Linked DNA regions of Homo sapiens: all the other regions are linked to region 2. The links are chromatin loops, found by intact Hi-C in ENCODE. Cell type or tissue: dorsolateral prefrontal cortex. All regions are shown on one strand.

Region 1 (8,000 bases), 570 kb before region 2:
CTGCCTCCGAGATGGAGAAGCTGGCCTCTATTACAACTCACTCCTCCCTTCGTCAGACACTGCAGCTGTGCCAATCATTGGCACACGGGCAAGGTGTGGACATTAATAGAGTGGCTGATGGCAGCCATATGGACTGTTTGGAATGATGCCAGAGAGATATCAAAAATTGTGAGTAAATGGCAATCATATTCTGATTTGGTGCAGGTACTCTGGGAGATGGGCAGGTGACAGGCTATGTTTTATCTGAATATCCAGGGGCCAGAACGTTTTACCTCCCACATGAGGGATCTTGTGCTGGGCTCAGCGCCCCCGAGTGCTTTTGGCTAGAGTGCTTTTAGCACCCCCATATATGGGGCACCGCATATATGAAGTGACTACTGGCTGAGGTAGTAGACACAACACAGAGAAGCTCCCCACCTGGCTCTCAGCTACTATTGTTTGTGTAGGGTATAAATGTAACGCTGACCCTGTGAGGGGCTGCTGAATTGGCTTGTAGGCGATTGGCCCATTTGGGGCTAAGCGATGTGGCAAGACCTCTGGGAAATAGGTCATCAGAAATAGGTAACTATTATGTGTCAGGTCATGTGCCTTTGGCCACCCCCTGTAATGTTGAGGCGGATGCCTTAGCCAAGGTCTGATGGTTAGAGTCGGCACCTACACAAGATGTAGCTTTGTGGCTACACAGGAAACTGGGACAGTTTCTGAACTGATGTACTGAACTGATGTAACAGGTCAGTAGGTACTGGGGTCTGTCTTTGCCTTCGCAGGACACTTTGGAGGCCTGCCGGAAGTGCCAGGCATGCGCCCAGGCATACCCCAGACGGAGACAGCTGCCCACTGTAACACAGCGAGTGACGGTAGGATGGATGCCCTTGACCAGATGGCAAATAGATTACATTGGGCCACTTCCAAAAGCGCAGGGCTACACATATGCACTGACGGCTGTAGACACAGCCTCTGGCTTGTTGTTTGCCTACCCTTGCAGGGTGGCTAACCAGCAACACACCATTTGAACCCTGCAATACTTATGTGCTCTATATGGCCAACCCCTGGCTGTTGAAAGTGATAGGGGAACACGTTTCACTGGACAGCAGGTATAACAGTGGGCACTACAGATGGACATATGATGGGGGTTTCATGTTCCTTATAACCCACAAGCCACTGATTGAGCGATATAATGGACTCTTGAAGAACGGGTTACGGTAGCATGTTACTCCCCCATCTTTGCGGGGCTGGAGTTCAAGGTTGGACCTGGTGCTTCAAATTTTGAATGAGTTGCCACAGAAAGGCGGCCCAGCCCTGGTGGAGGCACTGTTACACCAGGCCGCCATGCCCGTCCATCTATACACATCTAGGATGACCTCCTCCGGCCAAGTATGGGGACAAATAGTAATCTATTGTTGCCTGCCCCAGTGCTCCTGAAGACAGGGGAACAGAAATCCTGGTGTCAGCCATGGAACCTCCAAGCCCTTAGGGGAGGGCCTGCGGTATGACTTACATGTTACTCCTTGGGTATTTAATGTGTATGTAGCCTCTACGATTGACCGTCATAGGGGAACAGCCAGGGAAGGGACCCTCCTTGGGGGGATATATGTACTGTCTGTGTGGCCTGTTGTGAGCTCTCCTGTGACTTTGGCACAAGTACAAGACCCAAAAGAACCACGGGGAGCCGAGAAGGTGTGGTTTCATCACCCAGGGCAGAAGCCCTTGGTGGCTGCATCGTTATCCAGAGATGAAAAGTTAGCCTGTATGTTGCCTGAGGGACGTGACTTGCCCTGTTAGTTCCTGTGCCTGTTTTGTCATTCCAGTGGTAGATTGGCGGCTCCAACAGCATCGTAGACTGGGCCCACACCTACGCCGAGGTGACCAATGTCTCCAACTGTTGGATCTGCACCGCCCTTCCAGCAGCAGCTGCAGACAGCTGGCCCTGGCATGTGCATCCAGCTTCTGTGAAGAACCGGACATAGCTAGAGACTTGAGGTCCCACAGACAATGCGTGGGATGCAACACAGTGGGCTTTGGATGGGGGCATGGCAAACCCCATGGCGAGCCTGCCCCCTGGCTGACTCGCAGTGTCCATGATGAATGGGGCTGGTTAATGGGAAACACATAGTGCCCCCATTGCAGGTACCATGATGTATAGAGAAGCACTGGGGTAATGTCACTGTAGGATGGTTGCCTGCTGAGGTTTGTGCAAATAAAACATGTGTCACCACACCAAGGGTGTGGAGGAACAAGCGACCTTACCAAGGCCGGGCCCCCATGGACTTTGTGCCCCCTGGGAATTTATGGGTCTGTGGGGACACAGGATGGCCAAATCTGCCAGCCAATTGGACTGGACGTTGTACCTGGGGGTGGCCTTATGTGCCTGCCATCATGCTTCCCACATTGCCTAGTTGCCCACATAATTGGGAGGCACTGCATTCCCACTTTTTCTGAGTGCAGGGCACCCCCTGGTGGTTTTATCCCTTAGCAATACGTATCCCTGGAGCAGGTGTCATTACTTTGGAAAAGCAGGTTACAGCCTTTGCAGAGCACACAGCTGGGGCCCTAAATTACACCCAAGTTGCTCTCCTTTTGTTAACTAATGAAGTTGACCAGGTCAGGAAGGTGGTGCTGCAAAACACGATGGCCTTAGACATAGCCTTAGACATGCAAGGACATAGGTGGCCCCTGTGCCTTGTAGGGACACAATGTTGTACATTTATCCCTGAAAACCACTGGAATGTAACGGCAGCTTTGCAAGGGGTGTCATAGGAGATTAAGGCAATTGAGCACCTTACTGATGACCCCCTACAGAGATGGTGGGCGTCTTTTGGGCTCTGGCCTATGTTGGGCTCTCATAATCATAAGTAGCATAGCAGGATATTCCTGGTAGGTTGTTGCTCTCTGTGTGGTTGCTGTGGCCTATGGGTCCAGGGTACTGCCATATGTGCACAGGTCCCCACCAAGAGGATCCCCTTGGCCTAGAGGATGGAGTGTAAGGAACATGGCTGTGCTGTAGCCAAGCAGGCATAGGGCAGCAGGCATAGGCCAAGGTAAACAGCCTAAATGACTCAGAGGGATTGGGGTGCACGCGCACACTCCCATGTCTCATACAATCATAGCCATGTAGACACAACATAGAGAAGCTCCCCACCTGGCTCTCAGTCACTAATGTCTGTGTAGGTATAAATGTAACACTGACCCTGTGAGGGGCTGCTGAATAAAGCCATGTCTCATCTACCTGCTGTTTCTTGAGTGTTCTTCCACTTTCCTGCCCACATCCGCCCATACCCCTCAGCCCTCAGCTGGCGCTGGAACCTGGCCCTGAGCATGACAGAGAGGCTGAGGCAGGAGGATTACTTTAACCCAGGAGATGGAGACCAGCCTGCGCAATATAGTGAGACCCTGCCTCTATAAATAATAAAAAAAAATTAGCCAGGCATGGTGGCACATACCTGTGGTCCCAGCTATTCAAGAGGCTGAGGTAGAACAATTGCTTGAGTCCAGGAGTCCAAGGCTGCAGTGAGCCGTGGACATGCCATTGCACTGCAGCCTGGGCAACAGAGTGAGACCCTGTCTCAAAAAGAAAGAGACAAGTTGAGAATTAAAAAGGAAAATTACATCTCACATTTAAGAATGATTGAAAAGAGGTTACATTTATAAAGTTAATTGATAGAGTCAAGTAGGAGTTGTGAATTTGCAGCATGAAGAGATAAAATTGTCAAGGCAATATTCCAAGTACTTATGTATCTTTGTTAAGCAAAGATACATTTACTTATCACTACTCAAGTCATAATTACACAACTCAAGTACATTATCATCTCTATCTAGAGCTTTGTCCAGGGAAAAAGAGATTCTCAGAAAACAGGACTCACCTGTGCTTCACCACATCTTGACAACATTATTATTTTACCCACACAGGGGTTAATATGTGTTCTGGAAACTGACCATATTCTTTATAAGTAATCCACAAAAAACTGAGACAAGGAAGGTTCAGAAATATATTTCTGAATATTGCCCTTCCCATATGGCCCTGCTTCGGTTCATATAACTCCATGTTATATGTTTCCAGCAGAATCTTTTGTTTTAAGACCTTCCACTGCAACAAGGCAATTTATAGACAAGCCTGTCTGTGAACAGGTGACGGGCTGGACACGGACTAGCCATATAGCATGAAACCCTTCTGCAACACTAACCACCTCACGTATAATGGAATTTGGCTTTGGCAGTTAAATCTTGGACTCATTCCAGAAGATTTAGTTCAGGAAATACCACAGGTTCTCACGACCGTGCAGCAGCTTCACTTTTAAGGCCAGACGGGGTTTAGTGTCAGGAATGCAGACACCGGGTGTCAGAAAATTTCCAGACGGCCACCAGATGGCCTCACTGTTCAGAACCACATTATACTGTATGTTTAAGTTACAGTTTTAGTCCTTGAAGCCAGATGATGGGCCCAGATGTATATTTTAAAGGTTGCTATTAAAATCATAATCATCAAGTGACAGATTTTTTTGTTATTCACTAGGTTTTTAACCTAGTTTACCAATAACAATGCGGGTGTCTAATTTCTAGAATCTCCAGGGGAAGGAAATAGAATATTACACATTTTTTACTCTAATCTTAGAGCCAAAGTATTTCCTGTACAATGTTATATACTTTTGTTGAGTTTCCTTGGAATCTGGATGACATTATTGACCATAGTGATCAACCTACTATTTAATGAGTGTATTTTTTAAAAAGTGATATGCTGAAAGTCCTTTAAACATATTATAAATTGTTTCTGCAAAAGGTTGCAATTAGTTTTAGACTAACAGACAAGATGAGAATATCCATCACCTGTACTTCATCATCATTCAGTATATCAATTTTTTTTTTTTTTTTTTGAGATGGAGTCTCACTCTGTCACCCAGGCTGGAGGGCAGTGGCACGATACTGACTCACTACAACCTCTGCCTCCTAGGTTCAAGCGACTCTCCTGCCTCAGCCTCTGAAGTAGCTGAGATTACAGGCACCTGCCACCGCACCCAGCTAAGTTTTCTATTTTCAGTAGAGACGGGGTTTCACCATGTTGACCAGGCTGGTCTCGAACTCCTGACCTCAGGTGATCCGCCTACCTTGGCCTCCCAAAATGCTGGGATTACAAGCTTGAGCCACTGCGCCTGCCCCAGTATATCATTTTTTTTAATATTTATTTTGTGTACAATATTCCCTAGGGTTTGGGTGAAATCTCATATCACATGCTATGAGCTAGGGAATCAGCTTAATTGGAAAAAGAAGAAATTTTCAAGGCCAGGTTCAGCTTGACAAAAGCCCCCCGCAGTTGCTCCTGTAATCTATAAAGAGGCATATCAGGGATGTTGGCTGGCTCTTCCTCCTTCTATGATAAGCATGAGAGAACAGCCTTATCAGTATACCAAGCAGTGTGGTTTAGGGTTGCCTGCTATTTACAAGAGTTATTTAGAATGCCAGACACTCAGCACCTAGGGACTCTGGAGCCTGTAGGATGTTTCAGCCCATTGCCAACATGTCCTCGGCAGGGAATGAAAGCACCAGTTACATGAGAAGACGAGCTTGGGCACTGCCCCTCCAACTGAGAGAAGGGCAAGACCCCGAGTCCTAATTACCCTTTGGCCAGGCCACCCAGATAAGCTCACTGGGTTATGTGGGACAATTATACTCCCTGCATAAAATTTAGCCATTTGATTAAGCAAAAAGCAGAAATAAACATTTTTACTTTTATTTCTTTGATTACTAACTTATATGTGCTTTTTTACATTTTTATTGACCAGTTGTATTCTTTCAGTGATAGATTTATACACTTTGCCCACTTTTCTTTGGAGATATTAATATTTTACTCTTTAATTCATAAAATAATTATTATATAGAATGTCTTTTAATCCAATAAGATCACCATGTAGTTTTTCTTGTTAGATCTATTGATAACATATTTTGCATTAATACAGAGAATATTTGTTGATTGTTTCCTCAGTATCCACACTCGCCCCTTCCCTGTAGTATCCTAATGCTTGTTTGGGGATCCAAGTGGTACCAGAAAAGCTGATTAGACCCCCAACTCCAGGTGGGACATAGACCTTGACCAACCAAGTCATGGCCCTCACCAACACGGTTGGTATAAGGGTGAGCATGTGACCCAAATCATTCTAATCAGGGGAAAACTCAAGATTCTTGCTATAAATGCTGACACAGAGAGACAATCCCTACTTCTTGCTAAATAAAAATATTGAAGCACACAACCTCAGAAGCCACTGGCAGCCAACCTGGGGACTCGGTTTAGGATGAAAGTCATAGCAAAGAAGACAGGGCAGATAATAAATAGTTTTTGGCATAATATTATGGAGCTACCAGATCAAGCCTCACCTGAGGGGACCCTACTAATGGATATTTTAGTTCCATGAAGCCAAGAAGATATACTGAGCAGTACACACTGGAATAGCCATCCCTGTCATCCATGGGTGACATCATTCTTTTTTTTTTTTTAATTTTATTTTAAGTTCGGGGGTACATGTGCAGGATGTGCAGGTTTGATACACAGGTAAATGTGTGCCATCCCCTAGGTATTAAGCCCGTCATGCATTAGCTATGTTTCCTGATGCCCTTCTCTCACCCCTCCCCCTCCCCCGACAGGCCCCAGTGTGTGTTGTTCCCCTCCCTGTGTCCATGTATTCTCATTGTTCAGCTCCCATTTATAAGTGAGAACATGCAGTATTTGGTTTTCTATTCCTGCATTAGTTTGCTGAGGATAATGGCTTCCAGCTTCATCCACGTCCCTGCAAAGGACATAATCTCGTTCCTTTTTATGGATGCATAGTATTCCATGGTACACATGTACCACATTTTCTTTATCCAGTCTATCACTGATGGGCATTTGGGTTGATTCCATATCTTTGCTATTGTGAATAGTGCTGCAATGAACATACATGTGCATGTATCTTTATAACAGAATGATTTATATTCACATCATTCTTATTACTCAGATGCCTACTCTAATTGGTTAATACCTATGCTGTAGTGGCTGTTAAATATTTTTAATATCATCCTTATATGTACCAGGAATTATCCTTTATTATTAAGCTAGTTTGAGTAAGGTTTGGCTTTTGGGTTTTGTTGTGTTTTTTTCTTTTTCATCTACAGCATATTCAGTAGTACCTCTAAGACACCGATTTTTTCAAAGTTTAATAGAAGCTTTCATTAGGCTGGGGCTGGTGGCTCACACTTGTAATCCCAGCACTTGGGGAGGCTGAAGTGAGAGAATTGCTTGAGGCCAGGAATTCAAGACAAGCCTGGGCAACATAGTAAGACCCCATCTCTACAAAAAAATTTCAAAATTATCCAGGTGTGGTACTGTGCACCTGTAGTCCTAGCTACTTCGGAGGCTGAAGGAGGAGAATCACTTGAACCCAAGAGTTGGAGGTTACAGAGGGCTATGATTGTGCCACTGCACTACAGCCTGGGCAACAGAGTGAGAGCTTGCCTCAAAAAATAAAAATAATAACAATAGCAGCCGGGCGCGGTGGCTCACGCCTGTAATCCTAACACTTTGGGAGGCCAAGGCGGGTGGATCACGAGGTCAGGAGTTCAAGACCAGCCTGGCCAATATGGTGAAACTCCGTCTGTACTAAAAATACAAAAACTAGCCAGGCGATGTGGCACATGCTTGTAATCCCAGCTACTTGGGAGGTTGAGGCAGAAGAATCGCTTGAACCTGGGAGGTGGAGGTTGCAGTGAGCCGAGATCATGCCACTGCACTCCAGCCTGGGTGACCAAGTGAGACTCCGTCTCAAAAAAAGAATAATAATAGTAACAATAGCTAACATTTTTACTGAGTAATTACCATGTGTCTAGACACTATTCTAAGTTTTATAGATGTTAACACCCCTAAAACTATTACCATCCCCGTTTTAGAGATAAGAAAATTAAGGCACAGAGAGGTTAAATAATTTGTTCAAAGCTTAACATCTAGAAGAGCTGGGATTTGAACTCAAGAATTCTGGCTC
Region 2 (8,000 bases):
GACATATATTGAGTCTTACCATGTACCAGACTGTTTTAAACATATGCCCTGTATTAACATATTTAATTATTACAAGCAACCTATGGAATACTATTATTGCCCTAATTTTAAAAATATGGAAGCTGGCCAGGCATGGTGGTTCACGCCTGTAATCCCAGCACTTTGGGAGGCCAAGGCAGATGGATCACCTGAGGTCAGGAGTTCAAGACCAGCCTAGCCAACATGGTGAAACCCCATCTCTACTAAAAAAAATTTAAAAAATTAAAAAAAAGAGAGTAAACTCTGTGTAAGAACGCTAAATGACTTGTCAAAGGTTCTACGGCAATTAAGTAGCAGAATTGGAATGAAACCCAGGTTCTCAGGCTCTGGAACTTTTGATTAGCAGGCCAGTGGTTCTCAATGGGTGGACTCTAGTTTCTGGCTAAGATGGAGTAAGAGGAAAAGATTTACCATCCAATGTAGAACAACTAAAAAATGTATCTAAATATGTAAAACAATGGATTGTAAGACATTGGACTTCATGGAATGAAAGGCAGTGATCCCTGCGAGGAACCATATAGTTGCCCCACTTTATAATCGAGAGAAAGAGTTCCCAGGCTTGATGCTCAGGAAGGTGATACCTGACCCCTGCAGCCTGCAGTTGGAACACAGCACTGAGAGTCCAGGGAGACCAATGCAATCAGAGTACAGGGAAGAGGACAAGAGTACTCTGCACAGGGAGCGAGAAAGAGCTTCACAGACAGTCAGAGGGTTCCCTTGAATCATCAGAGGAAAACAGATTAGTATATACATGTGCAGAAACTAGCCATGGCTGGGGAAAGAACTACCGAAGGACTAGAGGGAACAATTGCTGGAACTCATCTGGGGCTGGAATAGTTCCTGTCCCCAAATCATAACTCATGGGACATTGGGTAGAATATTCAGAAGAATTTTGACTCGGTGGGGAAAAATTAGCCCTACACTAAATTATGCTAGTTCCACCTTACCAAGCTTAAAAGAAAGACCTGAAAGGGTCAAACTGTTTCCAAGTTGAAGAGGAAAGGGAATAAACATTCACGAATTACTGTCATCATCGTGAAGGGACTCTGGATGTGAATCAGTAGCTACACAAGAACCTTCAGTGTCTCTGAGCATGGGAAGATGAAAAGATTTGCTTTTCATGCAAGGAATTTAAATTTCCAATGTCATATATATGAGGACAAAATACATTAGTGTCTGAGTGTTCCCAGCACTTCTCCTCTTCACCCCACTGAAAAGAGTCTATCCACCCAGATTCTTCCCCTCCACAGCTCTTCAGAGAGGGTTCTGCTGGCCAGATTGGTTCAGAAAGAAGGTATTAAGAATTACCAGCTGGGTGTGGTGGCTCACACCTGTAATCCCAGCACTTTGGGAGGTCGAGGCAGGTGGATCACGAGGTCAGGAGATCCAGACCATCCTGGTTAACATGGTGAAACCCCATCTCTACTAGAAATACAAAAATTAGCTGGGCATGGTGGTGGGCGCCTGTAGTCCCAGCTACTTGGGAGGCTGAGGCAGGAGAATGGCATGAACCCGGGAGGCGGAGCTTGCAGTGAGCCAAGATCCCACCACTGCACTCCAGCCTGGGTGACAGAGCGAGACTCTATCTCAAAAAAAAAAAAAAAAAAAAAAAAAAAAAGAATTACCATGTGAATGATGAACACTTCCCAGTGTTTGTTGATAACTGAAGTAAAGACCTTGAGATAGTGTTGGAATTACTGTTTGGTTGCTGGGTAGTATTTGTTTACCTCTCACACTACTTTCAGATGGGCTATGTTAGTCATAGCTTTAACCAGATTATAGATTTACTGATTGGATAGATGTTTACTAAAAATTAAGTGAGCAAATGCAAGGACTAGAACAACATAGACAATATATTCTGATTTTTATTTAAAAGAAATATGCAAAAAACACTATAAAATTTTACCCCAAATATACCCATCAGTATACCAAAAGTGTACCATGTATGCTAACAGCCATATAAAATTACTAAAAGGATATATACCAAGCTATTGGTAAAAGGTTATCTCTTTCACTGGGGACCAGGATTGGGCAGGTAGAAGGCAGTAGGAACATAGCAAGGAGATCCTTTCACTTTGTATTCCGTATATTGATGAGTTGCTTGAGTTAAATAAAACAAGAATTATAATTTGTCATTAAAAAACTAAATATTAAAAATTACCATCTTCCCAGTGTTTGCAATTTTTTTTTTTTTTTTTTTGAGACAAGTCTTGCTGTCACCAGGCTGGAGTGCAGTGGCGTGATCTTGGCTCACTGCACTCTCTGCCTCCTGGGTTCAAGCGGTTCTCCTGCCTCAGCTTCCCAAGTAGCTGGGACTACAGGTGTGCCCAGTTAATTTTTTGTATTTTTAGTAGAGATGGGGTTTCACCATGTTGGCCAGGATGGTCTCGATCTCTTGACCTCGTGATCTGCCTGCCTCGGCCTCTCAAAGTGCTGGAATTACAGGCATGAGCCACCGCGCCTGGCCCAGGCTTCAAAATTTTTAAACATTTAACTGGAATAGTAAGTAACCAACAAGCACTTAGAAAGTGCCTAGTGTTTATGATTCCTGCCACCTCAGAGAGCTACATTTGTGTTCAATCTTCGGACACTTAAATGTTTTCAATGTATGTAAATAATTATTGTTAAGATTTTCCTAATTTCTTTGTTAAAATGGTTCATTTCAAGGTTCTTTAGAGCTTGCATTTATTTCATTTTTTGTCATGTTTCTTTTCTCTTAGAATAAAAACCAGCAGTCATTTTAATTACCCCTGATAATGTTCATGAATACTGCCTTGGCCTGTCTTCTGGTTTGGAACCTTTTCAAGGGCGAATGGATATTTGTCTGGTGTTCCATGTATAACCTGTCCTTGTGCCACTTTTCCAATGTGGCAGGAAGGGAACAACTGTCATCTGTTCTGAGAATTCAGCACTGTGTCTGGCACTGTGGGAATTTACCCAGACTGCTTTGGGGGAAGACATCTGACACTTCATGATAATTGTAATTAACCAGAAAGACACTGGAATTGGAGGATTTGAAGGGAAATATGACAAGGGATTAAGACTTTGAGATTACTTTTGGAGCCAGGGTGACTTAAGCACATTTAAAAAGTTAGGTTTACTTATATATTATTATTATATTCTAAACCATAAGACATTTTCTAATAAGGTTTCTAAGAGGAACATGTAAACCTGGATCAAATTTAAATAAGGTTACTGAAAATATTAATGAAACCAATGACTGAGCATTTTATAAATGAGAACTGTATTGCTTTAAGTTGGAGAAAAGCTGCAAGTAAGACAACATATTTCTTCATTTGAAAGCTTGTGTCCTTATATGAGGGACATTGACAAATGAGTGGTGATAAAATGGTGGTCTATGTGCCATAAGGGCTTAGGTACATAAATTAATGTTTTATTAACCATAAAAATAAGGTTAAAAGGTTGAAATGTAGCCTTCATGTGTCTATGTAAAAAAGAGGCAGAAAAAAATCCTCAGCACTCTAGAGAAGCTTAGTCTCTGAGCAATCACTGCATATACTAATATATTCACATATAATCTAGAATGAATGTTAAATAACAAAAATCATGTTCGTTTTTATATTTTGCTTTGCCTTTGGGATACGAAGTGATGGAACGAGCTCGTTAACACTGCTCATTTCTGGTTAGAAGAACACTAGAACCACCTAGTGGATTTTTCATTTATTGCATGATCCCTACACTTTACTATTGCTAAATTGTTAATTGCTGAGATAGGCCTTAAAGTAAAATCAGTGGTTATAATCTCTTTGTGGGTCATAATAGAAATAGTAATTGTTAATCTTCAGCAGACAAAGCTGTCCCTAAGTCCTTGAAGGGAAGTCCCTGCCCACCAAATACTTACCAACTAGCACACTGCTGCATCTAGAAAAGCACAGGCAGAGTTAAACATTTGGCTGCTGAGATACACCGTGCAACTGGAGCTTTAAATTTCCTGTGAAAGTCAGTGAGCAAGGTAAACTGCAGCAATTCATCTGCATTCATGGCAGAGTCAACTTTCGGTGAGCAAGACTAGGGAACTCTGCAGAGCACAGCCAAGGGGCTACATTAGCAGCTTGACCTTTGTATTCAATATAAATCTGTGGGCACACAAACTGGCGTTTCTAATCAATTTTGTTTTTGGAGCAAAGTAGCTTATGTGGTTACAGCGTGCCCTGGTCATTCTGTTTCCCATTGCTGAACCAACTGGGTCTCCGCATCTTGGTGGTGATGACAGATGTTACGTATATTACATTGGGATTTGGGTCAGATAAATAGCAAATATTCTGGGAAAGGATACTTTATGTTTTTGCAAAAGGTTATAAAATACCAAACTTTAGTAAACCCTGATTCTAGGCCAAAGGTTAACTCTTTATATCTATGATTTATTAGGTATCAAAAGAAAAAAGTCAGGATCTAAGGGGAATGGAAAAGTTTCTGCTATTCTAACCTAAGAGCTGGTTGTCTTCTCCTAGTAAACTAACTGTTCAGCAGATGGGATGCATCGGGCTACAAGGTTGGTGCTTTCCAGCCGGCACCGCGTGTGAAGGGCATGTGGTTGGGCTGGGCTCTCCAAGTCTGCATGGCTTGGGTTGACTATAACCAGGGGAAACACGCAGTGGCTACAACTGCTTCTCCTAACAATTCTCGTTTCATTCTCTTCTCCCACAGTGTGAAGGAGGCTAGGTGGATATTCTCTGGGGCTTGAAATTTCACACTGCAAATTTTACGAGAGTGATGATCTCTTCCTAACTCTTTAGAAGCCAAGATAGGAAAAATTTCAGTTTACAAGAATAAAGCCCAATCCCTCTTCTTATGTTGGAATGTCCAGTAAAATGCTAAGAAACGGGTGGGTAGAAGAAGAGGAAAGGAAGAAGAGAAACAGAGAGGAGAGTAAGGAAAAAATAGAAAAGGCAGAAAAAAATAATGTACATGAACAACAACAAAAATAGTGACAAACAGAATGGACTATAGAGATAGGGGAGGGTAGTGAAGGGCTTCAGAGAAGTCAGGTGAAGGGCCTTCTTTTCTTTTCTTTTTCTTTTTCCTTTTTTTTTTTTTTTTTTTGAGATGGAGTTTTGCTCTGTCATCCAGGCTGGAGTGCAGTGGCATAATCTCAGCTCACTGCAACCTCTCCCTCCGGGTTCAAGCAATTCTCTTGCCTCAGCCTCCTGAGTAGCTGGGATTACAGGTGCCCACCACCATGCCTGGCTAATTTTTGTACTTTTAGTAGAGACGGGGTTTCACCATGTTGGCCAGGCTGGTCTAGAACTCCTGGCCTCAAGTGATCCTCCTGCCTTGGCCTCCCAAAGTGCTGGGATTACAGGCATGAGCCACCGTGCTCGGCCAGGGCCTTCTTTTTTAAAGAAAATTTTATTATGCTGTGATAAGAACACAACATGAGGTCTACCCTCTTAAAAATTGTGTGCATAATACAATACTGTTAACTAGAGGCACAGGTTGTACAGCAGATCCCTAGAATTTATTCATCTTGCATAACTGAAACTTCACCCCTGTTGATTAGCAATTTCCCATCCTTGCACCCCAGTCCTTGGTAACCACCATTTATTCTACTCTCGCATTATGTGAAATGGACTATTCTAGATACCTCCTCAAAGTGCAATCTTGCAGTATTTGTTCTTCTGTGACTGGCTTATTTCACTTAGCATAATGTCATCAAGTTTCATTCCTATTATATATGTCAACATTTTCTTCTTTTTAAAGGCTGAGGCTGAGTAATATTCCGCTGTGTGTGTGTGTGTGTGCGCGCGTGCATGTGTGTGTGTATATAATATTCCAATTTACGTATTCATCCATTGATGAACATTTTGGTTATTTCCACATCTTGTTTTTTTTGAATAGTGCTGCAGTGAACAGTGGGATACTAATATTTCTGAGATCCTGATTTTAGTTTTTTGTGTTTATTTTTTTTGAGACAGGGTCTCGCTCTGTTGCCCGGGCTGGAGTGGTGGCGCCATCTCGGCTCACTGCTGCCTCAATCTCCTGGGCTCAAGTGATCTTCCCACGTCAGTCTCCTGAGTAGCTGGGAGTATAGACCACCATGCTCAGCTAATTTTTGTTTATTTTTTGTAGAGACGAGGTCTCACTATGTTGCCCAGGATGATCTCAAACTCTTAGACTGAAGCGATCCTCCTGTCTCAGCCTCCTAAAGTGCTGGGAATATAGGCATGAGCCACCATGCCAGGCCCCAGTTTCAGTTATTTTAGATAAATACCGAAAAGTGGGATTGTTGGATCATCTGGTAGTTCTATGTTTTCAATATTTTTAATTTTTCCCAGCTTTTTTGAGGTATAATTGACAAAAATTGTATATATTTGAGGTATACTATGTGATAATTTAAGTTGTGAAATGATTACCACAATCCAGTTAATTGACACATCTGTCATCTCACATAATTACCATTTGTGTGTGTGTGGTGAGAACATACAATATCTACTTTCTGAGCAAATTTCAAGCATGCAGTATGGTATTATTAACCGTAATTATCATGCTGTACTAATATTGGATCCCTAGAACTTAATTCATCTTACAACAGAAAGTTTACATCCTTTGCTCAACATCTATTTCTCCTACCTCTGGATCTCTGGTAACCAATTTCTACTCTCTGTTTCTAAGAGTTCAACTTTTTTAGATTTCACATATAAGTAGAATCAGACAGTATTTATCTTTCTTCATTTGGCTTATTTCTTTTAGCATGATGTCCTTCAGATTCATCCATGTTGTTGCAAATGGCAGGATTTTCTTCTTTTTTTAAAGACTGAATAAGATTTTCTTTTTATGCATACATATTGTCTTTATCCATTCACCTGTGATGGACACTTAGGTTGTTTCCATACCTTGACTATTACGAATAATGCTGCAATGACCATGGGGATACAGATATTTCTTCAAGATACTTATTTACTTTCCTTTGGATATAGACCCAGAAGTGGGATTGATTTTATTATATAGCAGTGTTGTTCTTCACTTTTTGAAGAACTGCCATACTATTTTCCATAGCAACAGCACCATTTTGCATTCCCACAAACAGTATGCAAGGGTTCCAATGTCTCCACAACTTCACCAACACTTTTCTCTTTTCCTCGGAGCTTTTTGTCTGTTAAACCCCAGCTTCCCCCAGCCTGAAGCATAGTTGACAAAGATTGTATATATTTACAGCGTACAACATGGTGTTTTGATATATGCATACATTGTAAAATGATTCAATCAAGCTAATTAACATAGCCGACACTTCATGTACTTATCTCTCTTTTTTTTTTTGTGATGAGAACATTGGCTTTTTGATAGCCATCCTAATAGATGTGAGGTGATATCTCATTGTGGTTTTGATTTACAGTTTCCTGATTAGGTGATGTTGAGCATCTTTTCACATTCATGTTGGCCATTTGTATGTCTTCTTTGGAAAAATGTCTTTTCAGGTCTTGAGCCCCGATTTAATTAGGTTATTAGTATTTTTGCTCTTGAGTTTTAAGAGTTCCTTGTATATTTCAGAAATTAACCCCTTCTCCATTACATAGTTTGCAAATGTTTTCTCCCATTCTATGGTAGTTTTTTTCATTCTGTTGTTTCCTTTGCTCACAGAAGCGTTTTAGTCTGATGTAGTCCCATTTGCGTATTTATGCTTTTGTCGCTGTGCTCTTGGTGTCATATCTATGAAATCCTTGCCAAGATCAATGTCATGAAGATTTTCCCTTATGCTTTCTCCCAGTGGTTTCACAGTTTCAAGTCTTACATTTAAGTTTTTAATCTACTTGGCATTGATTTTTGTGTACAGTGTAAGATATGGATCCAAATTCATTCTTTTGCAGTTGGAGAGCCAGTTTTCTCAACACTATTTGTTAAAGAAACCATCTTTTGCCCATTGTATATTCTTGGCACCCTTGTCAAAGATCAATTGATCATATATACGTGGGTCTATTTCTGGGCTCCTGATTCTGTTCTAT
Region 3 (8,000 bases), 270 kb before region 2:
TCTTAAAATATGAAAATTACTAATTCATTCTCTTTAGAATTACTCTCACTTCCAGTTCGTCTTCTAAAGTTCTCTTGCTTGCATACAAGACCCCATGCTCCTGATATCCTGCTTCTGTGAATGAGCATTCTGAGGCAGAAGATGAGAGATCTGAAAGCCAGGGCTTGTTGGGGAGGACGACTGCTAAATGTGGTGGAAAAAGAAGTAAAAAAAAGGGGAATAAGAGATGTCATTTATTTTAAGATTTTGCCTAGGTCTGATTAAAGATATTTCTGCTGTTTAGCATTGGCCAATAAAAAGCTAGACTCAGAATGTTACTCATGTGCATACCTGTAGTTGTGGCTGCTTTTTCTTTATCTTTTTATTCTTTTGGAGCTGGCCTGTTTTCCCATACCTCAGAATTTTAGCTTCATCAGGCCCACGGGGCTGTTTCTTTGGATACCTTCCCAACCTTTTTTCTCTTCTGTTTCTTCTGCGTCTCCTATGCTCTAGTCAGATGGACTCATGAGCAGGTCCCTTTTCACGTTTCCCTGCTCCTATACTTTAACTCCAACATTTATTCCCTTTGAAGAACCCTTCTCAGTTTGTGAATCACACTTTAAACCCATTCCTCAAGCCTACTTTGAATGTGCTATCTCCAAATTTTCTCTAAGGAATTACTTTTTTTGAGTTTCACAGAACTTTTATCTCTATCATTGTATCTTCTATTGTAGGACTTTTTGGGTTTGTTGTTGTATTTCTCATTTTCTTTGCTAAACTCTTAAGTTTCTTTATGCTAGATCCTTGTTTGATTCCTATTTGCCTTGCATATAGGTACTAAATAGACATTTATTAAATAAGTTAATTTGAAGTCAAGTATTAATAAAGCTCTAAATACAGTTGCTTTTAGTAATTAAGAAATGTCCTTTACATAGACATAGCATAAAAATAAACTTCTGTGTACCTCTGTGTCTCAGATACGTTTGTATGCATATTTTGTGCTAGTTACTCATGTTATTTCATTCCCCCCACCCCTTTCCTTATGTCTGAGGAGCTCCTCCTGAAGCTCCACATGAAAAACAATGCCTTCTCACTTCCGTCATTTTGAGGATTGCGATGGGGGATAGCTGAGATATTTGAAGCTTGGGAACTCTTGTGTTTTGGTTTGAAGCTGCTTTGATCAACTGGCCTTCCCAGGCCAGCTTCAGTGGGGCCAGGATCTGTAGACTTCCCCAGCTTGTAGGTTCAGAAATCTGTGACTATGTAATTAGGATAATTTTCTCAGGAAAATTTAATCAGATGGTGAGCTCACTGGCATATTGTGTGTTTTTTTTTTTCTATCTTCTGGTATAATTAACTGTTCTCCAAGCAACTGAAGAAAACAAATTTTATTTAGGAGGAAAAGTATTTTATTTTGCCCCTAGTCAATTTACATAACCGCAGCTTCTGTCTGTAAAATGTGGACACCACAGTCTTCTCTCTTATTCCTCTCTGTTTTACTGAAATGCCATGTGAGTAAAAGACTTTAGACAAGAGAATGTACACTCTCTCCACCCCTCCAATGAGATAGGATCGGGGGAGGATTATAACAGACTTATTTCTTTGATATTCAGGTATGGAATTGGCAATTGGACAAATGTATCTTTCTACGAGGCCATCAGGAAACAGTGAAAGACTTTAGACTCTTGAAAAATTCAAGACTGCTTTCTTGGTCATTTGATGGAACAGTGAAGGTAATTTAAAGTATAAATTTGTTTTTTGAAAAAGTATTCTCATATTGCAATGATTATATTGAGACAGTCAAAAGCCACTGTGAGGCTAATTACTTACTTAAAAATTTTTAATTTTTCTCATGCTTGTTTTCTGTTAATTGCAGTCACCTACATCTGCTGTGTTTAATGAGCATTTATACTGTTAGTCACATTTAAAGTAAAGGGGTCAGAACAGCCAGTGTATTAAAACTCTTGTTTTATAGACCTGTCTTGTAGCTGATTATGCTTTTTAATATAAAATGTTCTTAAAAGTGTCAACCTCCAAGTGTTTTTTTTTTTTTTTTAAGGTATGGAATATTATTACTGGAAATAAAGAAAAAGACTTTGTCTGTCACCAGGGTACAGTACTTTCTTGTGACATTTCTCACGATGCTACCAAGTTTTCATCTACCTCTGCTGACAAGACTGCAAAGGTAGGTCAATCAATTGAAACCATGCATAAAACTTTGGTAGTGGTTATGTATAATGAGTTCAAATAATATATGCAAAAGGACATAACAGTTGCTCTCTACATGTCTGTTTCATATTTTGTGATCTTTTGGAGGATGCCCATTGGCATTTAGTTGGTATCAAATGAATGAAATGAAATACATTGAGGACTTCTGATTTCTCCCTTATGGATTACTTTTTGTCTATAACTAATCAAATGCAACCTCTACTGCATATTGTAGGCAATAAAAATCATTGAAAAGCATTTACATTTAATTATACACTGACAATACAATTTTAATATAATTAATGTAATATAATTGACGTGTGTCTAAAATCACATTCTGGTGAATGATGCTGCTTGGTGGGGGACCTCAAGTACTCTCTTCTCTCCTTTTTTCTCCTTCTACCAGTCTTTCCAAACTATAAACCTTGGAATTGTCAGGGCTGTATCCTGTCTTTTGTGCTCTGTTGATGACTCTTTAGTGCATCTTAGAGTTATCTTCTCCTCTTTGTCACCACCCTGAAGAGCATGCTTTCCTCCTCCTCCACTGGTGAACTGTCCCAGCATCCTGCCTCTGGTCTGCACCTCTTCCACTTTATCTTCCATACCACTGCCTGTGTCCCTTGTTGAAACACCTATTACCTAACGGTTTATAGGCCAACCACTTAGCTCCTCACCATCTTTTTCTGCTATATTGTTTCCTCTGTGCCAGCCTACTTTCCAACTTCATCTTTTTGTGCATGCTGCTAACTTTGGTTTGATAAACCTTCTACTCTTTTACCTTGAAGCATTATGACTCATCTTTCTAGACCTAGATTTGATGGCAGCTCTTCTGAAGCGTTTCCTGACCCTCAAGCAAGGTTAGCTGCTCTACCTCCAGTGTTTCTATTACATTTTATTCATTTGTTAGAACATTTACTTCATACAACTGTTCACTAACTGTTCGTGAGCCTGTCTTTGTGATTAAACTATAAACTTTTCAAGGATAGTGACTGTAGCTAGTTTATCTTCTTGTACCACTAGTTCTTAGCTCACAGCGCTTGGAACTTGGTAGTTTTCAGTATGTGGTTGCTAAATGATGTTGACAAAACCATGAGACAATATTGAAAGAAAAAAAAAATAGCATTTGGCTGCCAAGAAGTAGGCTAGTATAGTGACTAACATTTAAAGATTACTTGTCACATGCTAGTAATTTCACTCTCTATAATCTCATTTAATCTTCACATCATAGGTACAATTGTCCTCATTTTACAGATGCCGTGTCTGAAGCTATAGAAGCTTATATGAGTTGTCCTAGTCACAAGAATCTAGTGAACAGTGGAGCTAGCACTCACATTCAGGTCTGCTTCACTCCACAGACTGCTCTTAGCTGATTCAGTGTTCTTCTGTCTAGGTCTAAATTAAGGAAGGAGTGACATTGATCCTTGAGCTGAATTTAACTTGAGTAAATAAAGGGAAACTCAGAAAAATTAACAAGGTTGCATGCTGGAACTTGGGCATCTCATGACAGTTTATGAATTGCCAGATATTAGAATGTCCATGTGATTGAATTTATGGCTGAATAGCAATCAAGGCAGATGCTTATTTTGAGTGTTTATAGCATTGCTAAACAATCCTAATTGCCTTCCAGATCTGGAGTTTTGATCTCCTTTTGCCACTTCATGAATTGAGGGGCCACAACGGCTGTGTGCGCTGCTCTGCCTTCTCTGTGGACAGTACCCTGCTGGCAACGGGAGATGACAATGGAGAAATCAGGGTAGGCTGTTTGCTGACATGAGAGCACTGCTCTTCTTGTAGCTTGGGCTAGCACTGTTCACAGTGGGGACCTTTGTTCACGGGCCAGGGAAGCATAGTCCTGAAGTTGTGGTTGGATGAGGCATTCTTTTTGTTTCTTGTGCACATTGTATTCACAGCTGCACTCCACTGCAGAAACGGATTCATTTTAGAGTTAGAGTGAAGCATTCCCTGTATATGTGAGGAAGCAAGTGCTCTAGTCATTTGTAGTTCATTCTCTGCCATTAGCTTGAGAATGATTCATCTTAATTCTTGGACTTGAACCAAAGGTTTTTGGTAGCAGAATTTGAGGAAAATAATTTTGTAAATTATGGTCTGGATTATAAATGAATTGCAAATTCTGCTTTTTCTGTGCTGAAAGAAAAGATCTCTTTAGCACTATACCCATTTGATAGCCATTTCCAGTGTGGTTTGTTGCAGTCCTCTGTGGACTGCCTGCCTGTTAAACAGTGCAGAGGTTCACATTTCCGTCATTGTGGGGCAGCGAAGGGCTCCTAATTGAGTCACAGTCTGCATGCTAGGCCAGTTTTTATTACCCTGCAGTGCTTAAGATATACATACAAACCATGCCAATTTTATTTAGAAAACAATCTATTTTTTTTAGATATATAATTTTGACTTTTAGAAAACAATCTTTTTAGGAGGCTTAGAATGTTGTTCTCTGTGTCTGTGGAAATATAGTACCATATGGAAAGAATTGCATGCTGAAAGATTAGAAATTATGGAAAAGGAGTCAGTTGACCTAGTTGTGTCAGAAGAATTGGGGAGCCGATTGGAAAAGTTTGGGTATTGGGATGACTACTTTGGTAACCAGTGTAGATGAGGAAGATGGGGTTTTCCCCCTTTCATTACAAAGGAGGATCTAAAACTCCAGGAACAGGTATATAGTGCAGAAGACTAGGAGAGTATACAGTTTGCAGGAACAGAGGTGTTATCAGATGGGCTTTCCAGGGAAATTAAGATTCTTCTTCTTGAGGACTAAGTAACCAACCTTCTCTCTACCAGTCACATAAATGTGTGTCAGCTGAAGTGGCAGGGCTGCTTTGGAAATGTTCATTTTGCTCTGAGTTCGCGTCTTTGGATGAAAGTGCTCCTTTCCCAGTTATGAGGCGGTGTTTCATTTTTCAACCACTGCAGGAAAAAGTTGTCTCCATTAAAATTGTGTTATTTTAAAAATTTTTGTTGGTACATTAAAAAAATTTTTTTCTCCCTGATTATTCAGAATATAGGAAAGTTACTGATTTTTGTTTGTATATGTACTACCTTACTGAACTGTTTCTAATGAGTTTTTCCATTCGGTTCTCTTGGATTTTCTAGGGAGAGATTTACAAATGATTGTTTAATTTTCTTTTACCATTTATGCCTCTGTTTCTTTTTCTTATTCTGGTGTACCTTTATTTGAAAAATTAGAGCACTGCTTATATATTAAATGCCACTGGAAATAAATGGCAATATTAGTATCTGTGTTAGGGTTGTTTATAATAAAGTCTAGTAAAATAATTTTAGAATACATATATATGGACATATATATGTTTTAAAACCAGAGAAGCTTCTGGATAACTCTGTTAATGAATTGTGTATCATGTTTATGTAGATATGGAATGTCTCAAACGGTGAGCTTCTTCATTTGTGTGCTCCGCTTTCAGAAGAAGGAGCTGCTACCCATGGAGGCTGGGTGACTGACCTTTGCTTTTCTCCAGATGGCAAAATGCTTATCTCTGCTGGAGGATATATTAAGGTAAGAGTTCCCCAAGAACTGTGAAAGAAAATAATAGCCTATATCATACTTTCCAAGCTATTTTCACTTCCTGTTTCTCAGTTGGGCCTTTTACAACCCAGCAGAGTAAAAAGGCTGCTACTCCGGAGGCTAAGGTGGGAGGATCGCTGGAGTCTGTGAGGTCAAGGCTGCTTTGAGCCATGCTTGCGCCACTTCACTCCACCCTGGGTGACAGAGCGACATCCTGTCTCAAAAAAAAAAAAAAAAATCTGGCAGTAAAATGAGTTTAGTAACTAAAGAAAAGAACAGAAAAAAATATTGAAAACAAAAAAGAACCAGAAAAAACTTTAAAAAATAATTAAAAGCCAGGCACGGTGGCTCACGCCTGTAATCCTAGCACTTTGGGAGGCCAAGGTGGGCGGATCACCTGAGGTCAGGAGTTTGAGACCAGCCTGGCCAACATGGCGAAACCCTGTCTCTACTAAAAATACAAAAAATAGCCGGGCGTGGTGGCATATGCCTGTAATCCCAGCTACTTGGGAGGCTGAGGCAGGAGAATCGCTTGAACCCGGGAGGTGAAGGTTGCAGTGAGCCGAGATCACACCATTGCACTGCAGCCTAGGCAACAAGAGCAAAACTCTGTCTCAAAAAAGAAAATAAATAAATAAATAAATTAATTAATTAATTAATTAAAAAAATAAATAAAAAGGAAAAGAAAAAAAAAGGCAGTTACTATTATCCCCATTTTGTAGTGATGAAACTGAGATCCACAAGACTGCTTTCCTCAGATCTTGGGGAAGCTTTGGTGACAGTGGCAGGGATGCCCTCAATCCAGAGCTGTCATACTGCCTCATACTAAACTTGGGGCATTAGAATGACTAGCAAGTTGGGTGTTTAACTTAGTTCTGTTTTCCATGTCATTCACAATTAACTATGTTGGTTGAAAATCTTTAAAAAAACATATTTTTGAAATTTCTTCAGTAATAATAATAGCAGCAGTATATGGCTTTATAGTTTACAAAACGCTTCACTCCCCTCATCTTACTAGCCAGCTTTTTGAGGCTTAAATTTCATTCTTGGTTTACAGATGAGGAAAATGATTTTCTATGGAGGTTATAACTTTCCTAAAGTTACATAATTAGTGCCGGGTGTGGTGACTCACACCTGTAATCCCAGCACTTTGGGAGGCCAAGGCGGGCAGATCACTTGAGGTCAGAAGTTGAAGACCAGCCTGGCCAACATGGCAAAACGCCATCTCTGCTAAAAAATACAAAAATTAGCTGGGTTTTGTGGCGGGCACCTGTAGTCCCAGCTACTTGGGAGGCTGAGAGGTGAGACTCACTTGAACCCCGGGGGAGCAGAAGTTGCAGTCAGCTAAGGTCACACCACTGTACTCCAGCCTGGGCAACAGAGCGAGACTATCTCAAAAACAAACAAACAAAAAAACCAAAAATAAAGTTACATAATTAGTAAATAGAAAAGCCAGGACTCAAACCCAGGTCTCTGCCTCTGCTTTCTCTAGCTAATTGGCTTTTTAAAACTTACTAGTGATTGAGGCCGCAATTTGAATGTGTTGTGGTGCTTCAGGGTCATATTTTTGGTGTTTTTTTGATGTATCTTTTATCTATCCACTCAAAAAGACTGTGTTGAATGTCCAGTGTGTGCTAAGCTACTGCTCTGTGGCACAATGTTTATGGCTTGGTTCCTGCCTTTCAGCAGCTTACAGTCTATGGGGGAAGCAGGTGGTAAACCAATAAAGTCCCTAAAGTTTAGAAGGGGTCTGGGACATGCTTTCATGAGGGAGGTGGAAGCACAAAGGAGAGGAGTGACCAGACCAACCTCAGAGAGTTAGCAGAGGCTTCACCTGGAGGGGAATGCTTGAAGTGAGTCTTTTGAATAGCAGTTTACTTGTAAAAGTGGTAGAAGATGATACTCTATATCAGCGGTCCCCAGCCTTTTTGGCACTAGGGACTGGTTTCCTTGGAAGACAATTTTTCCACAGATGGGGTGGTGGTAGGAAGTGGGGAGCGGGGAATGGTTTCAGGATTAAACTGTTCCACCTCAGATCATCAGCATTAGATTCTCGTAAGGAGTGCACAAGCTAGATCCCTCGCATGTGCAGTTCACAGCAGGGCTCTTGCTCCTGTGAGAAACTAATGCCACCACTGATCTCTCAGGAGACAAAGCTCAGGTGGTAATGTTCACTCACCAGCCGCTCACCTTCTGCTCTGCGGATGGGTTCCTAAAAGGCCACAGACCAGTACCGGTCCATGGCCCAGGGACTGGGGACTCCTCTATATTGGGC

What was found. A loop is a pair of places that touch in the nucleus more often than their neighbours do. Peaks named below come from ENCODE experiments on the same cell type or tissue, not always from the same donor. Only the 100,000 strongest peaks of a DNase experiment are listed, where the experiment ranks them.
Region 1: it touches region 2 in a loop (5-fold over the local background); 16 of 110 quality-filtered maps call a loop at or near these places.
Region 3: a loop joins it to region 2, with 2.5 times the contacts of the local background. A loop is called at or near these places in 34 of 110 quality-filtered maps.

The regions. Positions count from the first base shown.
Region 1 is chr12:98,420,651-98,428,650 of GRCh38, forward strand. No RefSeq gene overlaps it. Among named protein-coding and RNA genes, the nearest start is that of TRD-GTC1-1, 79 kb to the right of the region's middle. In dorsolateral prefrontal cortex, CTCF peaks have their summits at 4,369 (motif pointing right) and 4,579; a DNase peak (open chromatin) is centred at 4,331.
Region 2 is chr12:98,995,185-99,003,184 of GRCh38, forward strand. The region is part of intron 17 of ANKS1B (ankyrin repeat and sterile alpha motif domain containing 1B); the gene reads right to left. Among named protein-coding and RNA genes, the nearest start is that of APAF1, 350 kb to the left of the region's middle. In dorsolateral prefrontal cortex, CTCF peaks have their summits at 3,718 (motif pointing left) and 3,928; no DNase peak of the experiment used is centred here; H3K4me3 peaks cover 475 bases; H3K27ac peaks cover 1,921 bases.
Region 3 is chr12:98,721,601-98,729,600 of GRCh38, forward strand. APAF1 (apoptotic peptidase activating factor 1) reads left to right here. Exons shown (of 27, transcript NM_181861.2): 23 at 1,593-1,712; 24 at 2,039-2,164; 25 at 3,815-3,940; 26 at 5,573-5,716. Among named protein-coding and RNA genes, the nearest start is that of APAF1, 80 kb to the left of the region's middle. In dorsolateral prefrontal cortex, CTCF peaks have their summits at 4,417 and 4,624; DNase peaks (open chromatin) are centred at 3,991 and 4,452; H3K4me3 peaks cover 977 bases; H3K27ac peaks cover 3,971 bases.